2 separate regions of the Homo sapiens genome follow, and region 1 is linked to region 2. Evidence: chromatin contacts called from ENCODE Hi-C or POLR2A ChIA-PET data. All regions are on one chromosome and are shown on one strand. The core of a region is the stretch at or near the end of the contact, and the rest is flanking DNA. Distances in the headings are between cores, read along the strand shown. Region 1 holds the start of ROBO4 (roundabout guidance receptor 4). Region 2 holds the start of ESAM-AS1 (ESAM antisense RNA 1).

Region 1 (7,112 bases), core at 4,613-7,112, 140 kb before region 2:
TGTAACAAACCACCCCAATATTGTGTGACTTAATAGCGTTTCATTTGTTTGCAGTTCTTTGTGTCAGCAATTTGCCTACTCAGGTGGGCAATTCATTTGCTGGTGCTGCCTGTGGTCACTATATTATCTAGGGATTTGAACTGGAGCTGGACACCTTGGATAGCCTCATTCACACGTCTGGTGATTGATGCTGGCTGTTGGCTAAAAGAGTTCATCTCTGCTCTATGTGGCTAACCCAAGCTTCTTCACATGGTCATCTTAGGAAGTGTTTCAATAGGGAAAAGCAGAAGCCACAAAGCTTCTTAAGGCTTACTCTTGGAAGTTCTGTGGTATCACTTCTACTCTATTCTGTGGGCCAAAGCAATTCACAAGGCCAGCCCAGCTTCAGGGGGCTGGAAAATAGATTTTATTCTTCATGAGACAGGAAAAAAGCATTGTAAATGGATATGCATCAGGATGGTAGGGATTATTGCAGCTATCTTTACAGATAATCTGCAACACAATGTTTAACAAGTATGCTAATAATACATTTAGCAAAATATGTGTAAAATCTATATAGTGTGAATTATAAAACTTTATTAAAATACATTGTAGAAGATCTAAAGTTAAAAAGAGGTACACATGTTCCTGAATATGAAGACTTAAATGTTAGTTCTTTCTATAGATTCAAACAATTCCAATAAAAATTCCACAATATTTTCAAAGAACTTAACAAGCAGAAGACCCAAGAATAGCCAAGATACTCCTGAAAAAAGAAAGGAGGGAGGAGAAACACCCTACCAGATAGCAAAACTTATTATATAGCTCTAGTAATAGATAAAGTGTGGTATTCATGCAGGAATAGACAATAGGTTAATGAAACAAGCTATGTATACATGAACATTTGATGTATGAATGAATCATAGCAGGTCACTGGGATTAAGCAATGAATAGGGCTGGGATAATAGGCTACCATCTGAAAAAAATATATCCCTACATCAAGCCATATAAAATAATCAATTAGCGATAGTTCAAAAATTGTAGTGTAAAATGTTTAAACTTTTAGAAGAAAATATGGAATAATATATTTACTTTAGTGTAGATGAAGTTTTCTTTAAAAGTAGAAAGAATACACTAAACATAAAAATAAATATTAATAACTTTACAGTAAAATTAACAACTTCTGTTATATCATAAAGAAATAAAATATGAGATCAAACTTGTTTTTACAACATCTTTAATCCACAGAGAATTATTACCCAGAATACATAAAAACTCCTAAGAGTTATTGAGAAAAAGACAAATAAGCAATAGAAAAGTGGGCAAAAGGTAGAAGTAGATATTTCCCAGAAGATAAAACCTAAACTGTGAGTAAACCCTTGAAAAGATGCTCAGCTTCATTATTTTTTAACGAGGCAATGCAAATTAGACAACTATAAAATATCACTTCTTCTAGTAAAGTCGCAAAAATTAAGAAGTCCACCAACTGCTCTGAGGACGTGGCTCAAGGACATTGGTACAATTGACTCGGGAAACATCTGCTAATTTCATCAAAAGTGGAATATTTGTACATCTCAAGACCTAGGTATTCTACTCCTAGGTTTATTTTCTAGAGAAACTCTTAACTGGTTATACTAGGGGATATATAAAATAGAGATTCAGAGCAGCACTGTTTATAATAGAAAAAGAACCACTTGATATACTACATATTCAAGAAAAAGACCCACTTGATATACTACAAAGACACTCCTCTGCAAAGAATCATTGCATGTCCTTTCTTCCCAACAGCACCCAATTTTGAGTGAAGCCTCACTTCCCTGGACCCTCCACGAAATCACCCAATCAAAGCCCAAATCCTAGAATAGGTTCTTTCTAACATCTCTCTTACTTAGACATTCCATAGTTCTCCATGGCATGCACTCTCTCAAGCTGCAAGAAGTAAATCAACTTGTTCAACAATAGGTATGTTCCTGATGGTCTTTGACTGGAGGGCATTGACAGGGTGAACACAAAGCACAGTAACAGATCTCCCCTTCTTCCTGGACATGTGAGCAAATGGTTAAATATTGATGTCAGCAGCCCTTGAAATCTCCAACTGGGCAATGTTTAAGCTAGGTGTGATCCATAGTCATTGGTGTCGAGAAAGTTAAGAAAATGTAGGGTTGAGAGTATTCGATGTGATTTTAGATTCCAAGCACCTAAAATCACCCATGATGTTGATGGGACCAGAAACTAGGGAATAGATGCTGTCCAGTGAAGTGGCCTTAGGGTGAGTTTTCCAGCCAGCTAAGAGGAGGTTTTTACTGTCTTCTCTCTTGACTCAATTTCCCTCCAGCTGTTGGCATCTTGGAACAAACTTGAGAATTTATAGATTGAGACCAAGCAGACTCAAGCAAAAAAGGGGAAAAAACAAGAAGGCAAAAAGTGTGAGTCTCAAATCCAAAAAGAGTATCAAGGGGTAGCTGGGACTGGCTATGGCTGTGTTGGTCAGGCATGCTGATCCCAGAACACTCAAAGGACAACTAACACATATCTAGTGTTTTCAGAGAACTTTCATGTCCATTGTCTGTAAACCTCATGCAGACATTTTACAAATGAGGGCAGTGGGACTCAGAGAGGTTATGTGACTTACTCAAGATTTCTCTGCCAATAAGAAGTGGAAGCAGGATCTCAACCCCAGTGTAACTGACTCCAAATCCCACCTGAGTTTATCCCTTTTTCTCCACCAGCTTGGCCAGCAGGAGTCTCAGATTGCATCTTCAGAGATCACAGAGCAGAAAGCCAAAGAAGCCAGGAGCCAGACATTGAAGAGAAATTTCCTCTGGAGGCTTGCTCAGAAGGGCACCTGGTGCTTCCCCTCTCTTCTCCCTCTTACAAGCAACGAAGGGGGAGTTAGAAAACACAAAACACCAGAACTAGGGATGAAGGAAGGCACTGCTTAAACTGGTCACCAGGACAGCACATCACCAGAGCCCCAGAACAGAGCTTCTCTGAAATAGCAATTGGGGCGGCTCCCACCAAGCCACATCATCCCCATGACTCATGCAGTCGGCTCTTCCTTAGTTTGTGGAAATGAGACAATGAGGATGCGGATGCACCAGGTTGCTGGAAATGAGCCCTGCAGTCTCTGGGAGCCATCCAGACATACCCTACTGTTGGGAAGTCCCCTCGGCCACCACCGCATGTCACTCTGAGTGCCCTGGAGAAAAAGTTCTAGTGTCCTGCAGGAACAACTGAGGAATCTGCCCCTCCAATCACCTTCAGGTGTTAGCACCTAGCTCTCCAAAACCTGGGAGTAGGGTGAGGCTCTGCTGAAGGTGATCTCCAGGCACGGGGCATGTGACTGTGGGGCAGGGGACATTCCTCGGGCTGCAGGAGCCTCTGGGGCTCTGTCCCTGCGGTGCACACAGACCGTTTCACCTCTCCTTTCTCACCCTGCTGAGGACGGGGCTAGTGATGGATTGGAATTCCTTTGAGATTTGCCTTATTTTCCCCTGAGGGAAACCTAGCGTCTTTCTGGATTGTGGAGACTGGAGTAAAATCCAGTTGGCATTAAAACATTAGCGAGCACTTAATTAGTGTCCCCAAAACCAATGTAGAAGCAGAGGAGACTAAAAGCAGACTGCTGACAGTGACATTCTTGATAAGCTGATAGTCAGGGAGTCAGACAGTCTTGGAGGCTTTGTACCTGGGAAATCCCAAATTGGCCTCCTGTGCAGTAAATCCTCCAATCCCACCACATCCTTTCCTGTCTCATCCTCAGCTGACTTCAGTGTCACATGAATCTCCCCTTCATCACTCTGGCCCCACAGATCCTTGACCCCATAAACTCGACTCCATTCTGCCTGCCCCACAATAAATACACGTTAGCTCAGCTTTACGGATCACTCATAATGCATCAGGCACTGGATGCCAGTGGTTTTATGCTTTATGTATTTCATCATTACTTTATCCCTCAAGGTAGGAACTACTATTACTATTTCCATTTTACAGAGAACTACTATTACTATTTCCATTTTACAGATTTGCCCAAGGTCTCCACAGAAGCTGATTTCATCCATCTCTGAGCTGAATATGGACACATCCTGTGGGAATCTCCCAGCTTATCCCAGACGCTCTGAGTCCTTCTTGTCTCCCACCCTACTCCACCTAGTGGTCCATCTGCCCCTGGGGAAATGGACCAGGGCGTTACAATCCACCCCTGCTCCACTTCACTCAGCCTCTCCAGCCTGCAGCCCCACTGCCCTCTGTCCTCAGCTTCTTGCTGTGTCCTGAGACTCCCGGGGTTTTCATTCCTCTCTAGCAGGTGGTAAAGGGATAAGGATTGGGATCCAGGGATAAGATTTAAATAGAGGATTAAGGCTCTGATTGGAGTTATGGTTAGTGTAAGGATACACCCACAGAATTTGGGGTAGGAATTGGGGCCAGAGAACAGAATTTGGGATTTCAGAATTAGAGGTGCCAAGGGTAGTGACATTCTGTTCTCTGGCCCCAATTCCTATCCTTCCAGCTCTGCCACTCCATGACTTTCACTCTGCCTATTCTTTAGCCTCTGCAAACTCCCCAGTTTGTAGAGACCATGGTGTTTCCTTGCTCCAGTTCTGTCTTTGTCAGTATTGGTCTGAGTTTGAGAGGAAAGAGGAGGAGTGAAGGAGACTTCTACTTGGCAGGCTGTTAGTCTGTGGCTGGCACCGAAGCCAGGATGGGAAGGGGGAGGAAGGGAGGGCGTCAGCTGGGTTAGGGGCCCTGCAGAGAAGCTGGCCAGGAACAATTGGGAACAAAGGCTGGATACTCTTCCGCTGAGCCCCAGAGCCTGGCCTTGGCCTTCCGGGAACAGCTCCAGGAAATGGCTGAGATTCCAGATTTGGAAGGAAGAGGCCAGTAAACATGAGCTGGGATCTGACAGGGGAGTGTGGCCTCTGTCTAGGTTGTGGGGGAAAGGAGGCAGCGGGCAAGAGCTGACATTGTAGGCTCAAAACCTGCAAGGCCTGTCTGCTACATATATGGACACAGGCTCTTGGGACTGGAAAGACTCTTAAAAGGTCTTTTACTCCAACCACCTTTCCAGGGCCTGAAAAATACTCCTGCCGAGGATCCTCCAATAGTTTCAGTGATGGGATGGGCCTAAAAAGAAATACACAATGTTGGCTCAGCTTTACGGATCACTCATAATGAGTCAGGCACTGGATGCCAGTGGTTTTATGCTTTATGTGTTTCATCATTACTTTATCCCTCAAGGTAGGAACTACTATTATTATTTCCATTTTACAGAGAAGGAAACTGACTTGCCCAAGTTCTCCACAGAAGCTTATTTCATCCATCTCTGAGCTGAATATGGACACACCCTGTGGTAATCTCCCAGCTTGTCCCAGATGCTGAGTCCTTCCTGTCTCCCACCCTACGCCACCTCCTGGTCCATCTGGCACTGGGGAAATGGATGAGGGTGTTACAATCCACCCCTGCTCCACTTCACTCAGCCTCCCCAGCCTGCAGCCCCACTGCCCTCTGTCTTCAGCTTCTTGCTGTGTCCTGAGACTCCTGGGGTTTTCACTCTTCTCTAGCAGGTGTCAAAGGGATAAGGATTGGGATCCAGGGATAAGATTTAAATAGAGGATTAAGGCTCTGATCGGAGTTTTGGTTAGTGTAAGGATACCCTGTAAGAAATCCCCGAGTAGATCATGAGATAAAGCTTAGCGCTGAAGTTAGGGTCGGGGGTTATAGCTAAATGGTCGAGGTCAGAGAGTTTCTCGCCTCTGGTCTCCTCCCAGTTCTCCAAGGCACTGAGGGCCAGGCAGGAAGCATCGGTTTCCTCAAAGCCGCTTCCCTCCTGGGGCAGAGTCTCGGTCACAAACAACCACCACCGGCCCACCCCGCCCCTCCTTCCCTCTTCACTGTGAGCTCAGAGCAGCAGGACAAAGTGCTCGGGACAAGGACATAGGGCTGAGAGTAGCCATGGGCTCTGGAGGAGACAGCCTCCTGGGGGGCAGGGGTTCCCTGCCTCTGCTGCTCCTGCTCATCATGGGTGAGTTGCTCTCCCTCTCCTGGCCCATGCTCCTCCATCCAAGGCCTGCTCAGGGCAGAAGGGGCCTGCTGACTGCCTGCTTCCCTTTTGCAGTGGGGGGACCAGAGATGAGGATGAGGATGATGATGATGAGTGTGTGTAAGTGTATGTGTGTTTGTGCATGTGCGCACACACCAGAGAGAGAAAGAAGGAAAGAGAGACTGAGAGAGAAAGAAAGAAAGAGAGAAAGTAAGAGAGAGAGAGAGAGAGAGAGAGCGAACATGCTATGCAAGCCCTGGCCTGGATGCTGTGCATGCTGGCCCTCTCTCCTCCTAGCTGGCTTGTTCTTTGGGAGGCAACCTTTAGTAGTTCAGATTACAGGTTTTCTGGCAAACTCGCACACAAGAGAAGACAGATGAGGGGTGGGCCAGGAATTTGGGGTGTTGCTGGTGATCAGACTGGGCTCTGCTCCCTTTCCCTCCCAGGAGGCATGGCTCAGGACTCCCCGCCCCAGATCCTAGTCCACCCCCAGGACCAGCTGTTCCAGGGCCCTGGCCCTGCCAGGATGAGCTGCCAAGCCTCAGGCCAGCCACCTCCCACCATCCGCTGGTTGCTGAATGGGCAGCCCCTGAGCATGGTGCCCCCAGACCCACACCACCTCCTGCCTGATGGGACCCTTCTGCTGCTACAGCCCCCTGCCCGGGGACATGCCCACGATGGCCAGGCCCTGTCCACAGACCTGGGTGTCTACACATGTGAGGCCAGCAACCGGCTTGGCACGGCAGTCAGCAGAGGCGCTCGGCTGTCTGTGGCTGGTGAGGCCTGGGAGGGGAGCTTCAGGGTGGGGCAAACCTGGGTGGAGACATCTGAGCTGAATGTTCAAGGGAACATCTGAGAGGTCAGTGGGATACCTGTGAGCAGAGGCCTGGGCTGGAAGGCTTGGGAGGGCAAGCTGGGGCGGGGCTGGCCCTAAATGGGAGGCCAGGAAGGTGGGCAAAGCAGAAGGGGGCAAGAGTGATAAGGGAGAGAGAAGAGGCCTGGGCCCTGCTCCGTGTCACCTTCCATCCTCCCCACAGTCCTCCGGGAGGATTTCCAGATCCAGCCTCGGGACATGGTGGCTGTGGTGGGTGAG
Region 2 (7,074 bases), core at 792-3,291:
TTAGCTATATTGACTTTAACTCATTTCTCAGGTTGGAGGATGTCAGGACAAGTAAGGCCTGGGAAGCTGTAGAGTGAAATTCTACAATGATGGGGACAGAGATGAGGATCACCAGTGTCCCCTTTAGCATGTTCTGTGCCCCACAGGTGTCGGGGCATGCAATATTATAGTCCTTGGACAAAATGAGTCTCAAGTACAGCCCCCCAGGCCACACCAAGGCCACAAGTAGCCTTCTGTCCCTCTGGGCTTGGTGGGCCTGCTCCAGGATCCCTCAGACTTCTCATCCCGCCTTTCCCAACTTCAACTTCAGCTCTGTTCCTTCTGCATTCCACCCCAACTCTATCCCCCTTCCTTGTGGGGGGTGGGGGCTGGGGGAATCTCTGAAGCCAGGGAGGACAGTTCAAGTTGACTGCCTGAGTGTCCCAGGCTTCACCTGCTGCTCATCTGCAACCCTTTGTCCTACCCCAGCTTTGAGCCTCAGTTTGTCAGACTGAAGACCTGGACTCAAAAGTTCCAATCGGTCCCCCTGGGGGGTTGCCCAGTTCCCGCCAGCCACTCGAGGGTTAAATGGCACTGGTGACCCCGGTGCAACGTGCAGGCGCCCGGCTCCGCTCTTCTGGGCTCTGGAGGAGGCTCTCCGGCTCAGTAGGCTCCTCGGCGGCTCAGTGCTGCTGCCCCTGGGGCGTGAGAAGCCCGCGGGGGGAGTTTCTCAGAGAAAGAGGGAGACTAAAAATAGCCCCGGGGAGCGGGCCCATTTCGCTCTCCTTCGGCCCCTGCCGGCTCCCTCACTCTGGCCTCGGAGAGGGCTGTGGGCCGGAAGGGTCCCTTTCTTGGGCTGTCCCAGTGTCCTTCGATCAGACCCAACCAGACTCCTTTTCTCTCCCAGTGGCTCCGTGGACCCTGGGACCGAAAAAAACGGACCAGTTGGTGACTTCCGAGCCAGCAGACACCCAGGAGGGAGAGCAGAAAAGCCTCAGGCCCTCTTCTGTTCCTAGTTTCTGACAGGGCGAAGGGCAAGGAGCATGTGCCCAGACCCCAGTGTGTCCGTTACTATCTCTTTTAACTCTCCTCTACCTTCTGGAAAGTGGAATTATAAATGTGGGACCTGGGGAGGTCGCTGGTGGTCCACAAGGTGAAGGAAGGGCGCGCCCCTTCTGGGCCCCAGGCAGTTTCCCGGCGGAAACCCTTTCTGGCCGCCGGGTGTGTGTCGTAGAAAGGCTGGGGGAGAGCCGGCAGCACCTGCAGGCTCCAGGCGTGCCCGGCCTCAGCGGAATGGCCAGCGGGCCGGGTCCCCAGGGGGCGTCCAGCTCCTTGAGGCGGGGATTGTTTCCTCCCGTAGAGCCTCCGGTCTAGTGGCCCCCCCTTCATTGTCTTCTGCCTTATCACTGGGTACAAATTTCCTGCCCAGACCACAGAGATCCTCCAGGAAATGGGAAGGGGGATGCTGCGAAGGCCAAGTAACAGAGGTGGGGGTTCTGTACGGCGCAGCCGGGAAGCGGTGGGGGAGGCTTGCATCCTGGCCGGATCGGCTCCCAGCCCTTAGAGGCCTTCAGCCTGGCTCTCCTAGGGCGAGGGTGGAGAGCGGGGCCTGGCTGCGGCCTCTTCCCGCGGCGTTGGCCGCCTGCTCGCCACGCGGAGGTGGCGTCTTCCGCTCCGAGGCAGAGGGCCGAGGCCTGGAGGGAGTAGGGCCCGGGACTGGAGCGGCGATCATCCTCAGGCCTGGCCGTGTGCAAGCCCAAGGTTATTCCCCAAAGGGCTTACCAGTTGGCTGCTCTGTTGCCTCCCCGAAGGGCAAAGGATGAGTATTTCTGGACGCCGTGGTGCAAACGATGGCCCCCTCCTTGAAACCAACACCCCGGTCCACCCCCTGAGCGCCGGACACACTCAGGGGAGGCTTCATACTTGTCTAGAGACCGTCGTTCGCGCTGCCCTTAATTCCTTGCCACCCGAGAGTTCTCTGCCCAGATCGCCCGAACCCCAGAAGGGCTCCGAGGAGCTTTCTGGGTTTCAACCCTCCGTTTTCCGAGGGAAGCCCGCCTCTGAGATTGCGCGGGAGGGCGGGGAGCATCGCATTCACTGGGTCAGGCTTGGGCGCTGGGCTGCTCTGCTCTCTCCAGCTCCTGGCAAGCTCAGAAGGAGCCGCAGGGTTAATAGGTAACCAGACGGCCTCCCAAACCCCTCCGCCCTTTGAGAACTCGGGAGTGAGGGACCCTGGCGGCCCGGAGCAGCATCCCTACTCTCCCTCAGGAAAACTAGGGAAGCAAGTGGGCTACGTGGCGCGTACGACAGAAACAGTCGGTCCACCCTTTCTTCTCATATCTTCCCCTCCTCGCTGGAAATCTGCCCCCTCTCTTTGATGCTCAGAAATCTGCGCCTCTGGATACGAATAAATGCATATAAATGTGTCCCCATCCCCGCTACAACTGCAGAGGCTGGCGGTGGAGAGAAGTCGTGATGAAATGGGAAGCAGGACACTGAGCCAGTGGTCCCTGGGCACCCCTTGAGGCCTCCAGGGGCCGGACCCCGCAAGGTTCCTCTTTCCAGTTAAAGCGACTTTCCTCGCTCTCTGGTGAAGCCGCGTAGGGCAGGGTCCGCGGGCGGAGCTGGGAGCCGGTCCTGGGCACTCACGCCTCGCTCTTGTCTCCAGCGCCCCCCTCGCGGGCCCAGCTGCAACTGCACTTGCCCGCCAACCGGTTGCAGGCGGTGGAGGGAGGGGAAGTGGTGCTTCCAGCGTGGTACACCTTGCACGGGGAGGTGTCTTCATCCCAGCCATGGGAGGTGCCCTTTGTGATGTGGTTCTTCAAACAGAAAGAAAAGGAGGATCAGGTGAGGGAAGAACGCCTGTCAGCCAGCGGCAAGTTGCGCCCAGAGGGGGTTGTAAGCAAAGAGCTGGTAGCGGTGGGAGGGGTGGAGAGGGAATGGGGGCCGGGGAAGGAGTTTCAGGGAAAAGCAGAAGTCTTCACCAGTTCAGTTTTTGTTCTGATATTGGAGACTTCCCAAACAATTATCTTTTGCCGGCTTTCCCTAAAAATCCAGCACACAAAATACTGTAAAAGTGTGAGAGGCATTTTACTTGGTTATGAGGGAGGAGAGGAGGAGGGGAAGAATGGAAGTTGAGGACTGGGAAACGCTTAGGGGAAGTAACACACACGACTTATAAAAGTTAGCATATTTCTGGCCTGACTCAGTGACTCATACCTGTAATCCCAGCACTTTGGGAGGCCGAGGTGGGCACATCACTTGAGGCCAAGAGTTCGAGAGCAGCCTGGCCAATATGGTGAAACCCCCGTCTCTGCTAAAAACACAAAAATTAGTCGGACATGGTGGCACCCGCCTGTAATCCCAGCTACTTGGGAGGCTGAGGCAAGAGAATTGCTTGAATCCACAAGGTGGAGGTTGCAGTGAGCCAAAATCCAGCCACTGCACTTCAGCCTGGGCGACGGAGTAAGACTCTGTCTCAAAAAAAAAAAAAAAAAAAAAAGTTAGCATATTTCTGTTTTCACATTCTCTGCTTTGAATACTGTCAAGTCACAGGCCACTTCTCTTCCCAAATGATTCTCATCTGTCACCTTGCCCCCCTGTATACCACCTTGAGAGCCAAGGGGCCATCTCCTCCCACAATCTCCCACCCATCTGTTTTGACACCGGGCTTACATCCAAATACAGATTTACCCCAGAAGAGAATGAAACAATGTTCAGAACCCCTGAAAACTGTGTTCAAGGAAGTCAGCTGGATTTTTTTGAGACAGGGGTCTTACTCTTGTTGCCCAGGCTGGAATGCAATGGTGCAGTCTTCGCTCACTACAGCCTCTACCGCTCCTGCTCAAGTAATCCTTCCACCTCAGCCCCCTGAGTAGCTGGGACTACAAGCACACGCCACCATGCCAGGCTAATTTTTGTATTTTTTGTAGAGACTGTGTTTCACCGTATTGCCCAGGCTGGTCTTGAACTCTTGGACTCAAGCAATCCACCTGCCTCAGCCTCCCAAAGTGCTCACAGGCATGAGGCAACGTGCCCAGCCTCATTTGATACTTTTAAAATACATTTTTAATATTTTTTTCCTCCAAGATGCCTTCCCCATTGTGTAAGTTTCAGGTCTTACAAACCTGGATCCACCCCAGCAGTCTGAGTTGCATATATACATACCTCCTATTTACATGTCCCTCCTCCCACTATTATGTCACCTTTCTAAACACCGCAATTGGGAGATGAGACAATGCGCAGGAACGAAGAACTGTTCTGGTGAAGAGGACCCAGGGGCAGTGAGAGGGGGCTAGGGACAAAAGGTGAATGGGGAGCTGGTTCAGGTTAGAAGAATGGGTGCATGTGAGGGGCATTTGGAGAATGCGAGCTGGGGGAGGGAGAGTGGCTGAGCCTGTAGGCACAGTAGACACATGTAGTAATGACGGGGATGTGTTATGCCCCACACCAGGTGTTGTCCTACATCAATGGGGTCACAACAAGCAAACCTGGAGTATCCTTGGTCTACTCCATGCCCTCCCGGAACCTGTCCCTGCGGCTGGAGGGTCTCCAGGAGAAAGACTCTGGCCCCTACAGCTGCTCCGTGAATGTGCAAGACAAACAAGGCAAATCTAGGGGCCACAGCATCAAAACCTTAGAACTCAATGTACTGGGTGAGTGAGAAGCAGATTTCCGGACCCCTCCCCACCTGCACTGGGAGGTCTGGTGAGTCTCTCTCCTAAATGACAAAAGTTGGAGGAGGAACAAATGAAGCGACAGAAGGGTGCAGGGCAGAGGGAGAGGATCTGTGGGTCTCCTGGGTGTGGTTTTAATCTGTCTCCCCCTGCCCAGTTCCTCCAGCTCCTCCATCCTGCCGTCTCCAGGGTGTGCCCCATGTGGGGGCAAACGTGACCCTGAGCTGCCAGTCTCCAAGGAGTAAGCCCGCTGTCCAATACCAGTGGGATCGGCAGCTTCCATCCTTCCAGACTTTCTTTGCACCAGCATTAGGTGAGGACACTACTGGAAACAGTGGACACTGTGGCTGGGGAAGGGGAAAGATGAGAGGTACCACAGGGACTGGGGTGAAAAGGGGAGCCAAGGCTGACAAGCACTGGGGAGGAGGAGGAGGATGTGGGGAGGATGTGGGGCAGAGAAAGATGCCCTGCCAGGGGCAGGTATTGTGTTAGGTGCATTCACATGTGTATACTGTTATGAAACAGGCTCTACAGCTGGAGTGTCTGTGTTCAAATTCCAGCTCTTCTAGTGACTAGCTGTGTGACTCGGTGCCTTCTTTCCTGAATTTGTAAAATGCGGATTTTACACATATCAGCTTGAACTCATTAGTGTGACTTGAACACACCAGTTATAAAAAAAAATTTTAGGGATAACTGAAACATTTTTAATATGAAGTATTCGATGATTTTAGATAGTTACGTTATTAATTTCCTAGGCGTGGCAATGCTATTGTGGTCATATGGAACGACGTACTGCTTTTTTGGAGATTTATGCTGATGTATTTACTTTAAAATATCTAAGTAAAAGAAAGAAATCAAATAAATATGGCAAAAAGTTAGCAACTGTTGGATCTAGGTTGTGGGAATATGGATTTTCATTTTGCCTCTTTCTACTTTTCACATGACCATTTTTATAATAGTAGCTTTTTCTTTTTAAAAATACTACTTATTACCTCACAGGTTTGTTGGGAAATTGTGGTAAGTTCATACACATCAAGAATCTAGAGCAGTCTTTGGCACAGAGTTAGCAGCCAATAAACATTCACTGTTTTATTTATTTATTTATTTATTTTTATTTTATTATTATTATACTTTAAGTTTTAGGGTACATGTGCACAATGTGCAGGTTAGTTACATATGTATACATGTGCCATGCTGGTGTGCTGTACCCATTAACTCTTCATTTAGCATTAGCTATATCTCCTAATGCTATCCCTCCCCCCTAAACATTCACTGTTATAATGATTAGTCCATATAGTCCTTTCAACACCCTCAGGGAGGTCATATTGTCCCCATTTTACAGATGAAGAAATGGAGACCCTCAGATATCAACTAACTTGCTTAAAGTCAGTCACATGGCCTGTTCTGGAACCCACGTTTACCAGTTCCTACCCCAGTGTTCTTTCTCTCTCATCACACTGTCTTGCCGAAATAAAAGTAAAATGGTGTTTTGGTTTCTCTGTGCTTCACTTTCTCTGTGGCCTCCTGTCGGATATCCACTGGGGGCACTGACTGAGGAGTGACAATGGAGGTTATTGCACTAGTCAGTCTGCAGCTGGGAGCCAAGCCCAGCTGTCACACCTCTCCCCCCATCAGGGAATAGACAAGCCGTGACTCCCAGAGGGTCAAAGGGGACATTCCAGAGGAGGGACAAGATTTTTTTTTTTTTTTAATGGGAAAGAGGGTCCCTGGACTGATGGCTAAATTGTGTCCACAGATGTCATCCGTGGGTCTTTAAGCCTCACCAACCTTTCGTCTTCCATGGCTGGAGTCTATGTCTGCAAGGCCCACAATGAGGTGGGCACTGCCCAATGTAATGTGACGCTGGAAGTGAGCACAGGTCAGTGAGGGGTAAGTGTGGTTAAGAAGAGTGGTCAATGGTGGGGGAGGGGTTGCAAGTGGGGAGGAGGCCTGTCTGCTGAGGCCTGTCTCTGTAGCAGGGCACGGAGCTTCCCCTGATCAAATGTTTGTACAAATGGTTGGTCAGTGACTGGTCATTTCCTGCTCAACAGCCACCCCTCTTCTTGACAGGGAAAAAGAGGGAATGTGTATGGTGGCAGATGGGGTGGGGAGAGTGGGATTGGAGAGGGGTGAGAACCCCTCAGCTGGGTGTCCTCCTCTGACACGACGCCTTTTCCAGGGCCTGGAGCTGCAGTGGTTGCTGGAGCTGTTGTGGGTACCCTGGTTGGACTGGGGTTGCTGGCTGGGCTGGTCCTCTTGTACCACCGCCGGGGCAAGGCCCTGGAGGAGCCAGCCAATGATATCAAGTAAGTGTCCCTGGTGTCTGCTGCAGCGGGGGCTCTCCCAGCTCTCCTCACAGAGGCTGGGAATTCAGGCAGCTCTCATCTATTGGGATGGGGTCAGTGGCTGAAACATCATT

The links. A loop is a pair of places that touch in the nucleus more often than their neighbours do. ChIA-PET counts read pairs that join two places held with the same protein, here RNA polymerase II (POLR2A). Pooled maps may share reads with other maps.
Region 1: a map of endothelial cell of umbilical vein shows a loop between it and region 2 (10-fold over the local background). The contact joins the promoter of ROBO4 here to the promoter of ESAM-AS1 in region 2. A Hi-C loop is called at or near these places in 1 of 168 maps with a recorded cell type or tissue (endothelial cell of umbilical vein) and 7 of 50 pooled maps. POLR2A ChIA-PET finds 5 or more read pairs at or near these places in 2 of 52 experiments (HepG2 and MCF 10A).

What each region holds. Positions count from the first base shown.
Region 1 is chr11:124,896,615-124,903,726 of GRCh38, reverse strand. It overlaps ROBO4 (roundabout guidance receptor 4), which reads left to right and starts at 5,862. Exons shown (of 18, transcript NM_019055.6): 1 at 5,862-6,001; 2 at 6,466-6,795; 3 at 7,057-7,112. The coding sequence starts at 5,932. All of the region lies in intron 1 of LOC107984406 (a long non-coding RNA gene), which reads right to left. RefSeq lists an enhancer at 5,347-5,969.
Region 2 is chr11:124,754,101-124,761,174 of GRCh38, reverse strand. It overlaps ESAM-AS1 (ESAM antisense RNA 1), which reads right to left and starts at 2,041. Exons shown (of 2, transcript NR_120577.1): 1 at 1,762-2,041. ESAM (endothelial cell adhesion molecule) reads left to right here. Exons shown (of 7, transcript NM_138961.3): 2 at 2,648-2,826; 3 at 4,433-4,634; 4 at 4,813-4,968; 5 at 6,412-6,534; 6 at 6,835-6,961. RefSeq lists enhancers at 1,225-1,294, 2,788-2,947, 6,508-6,802.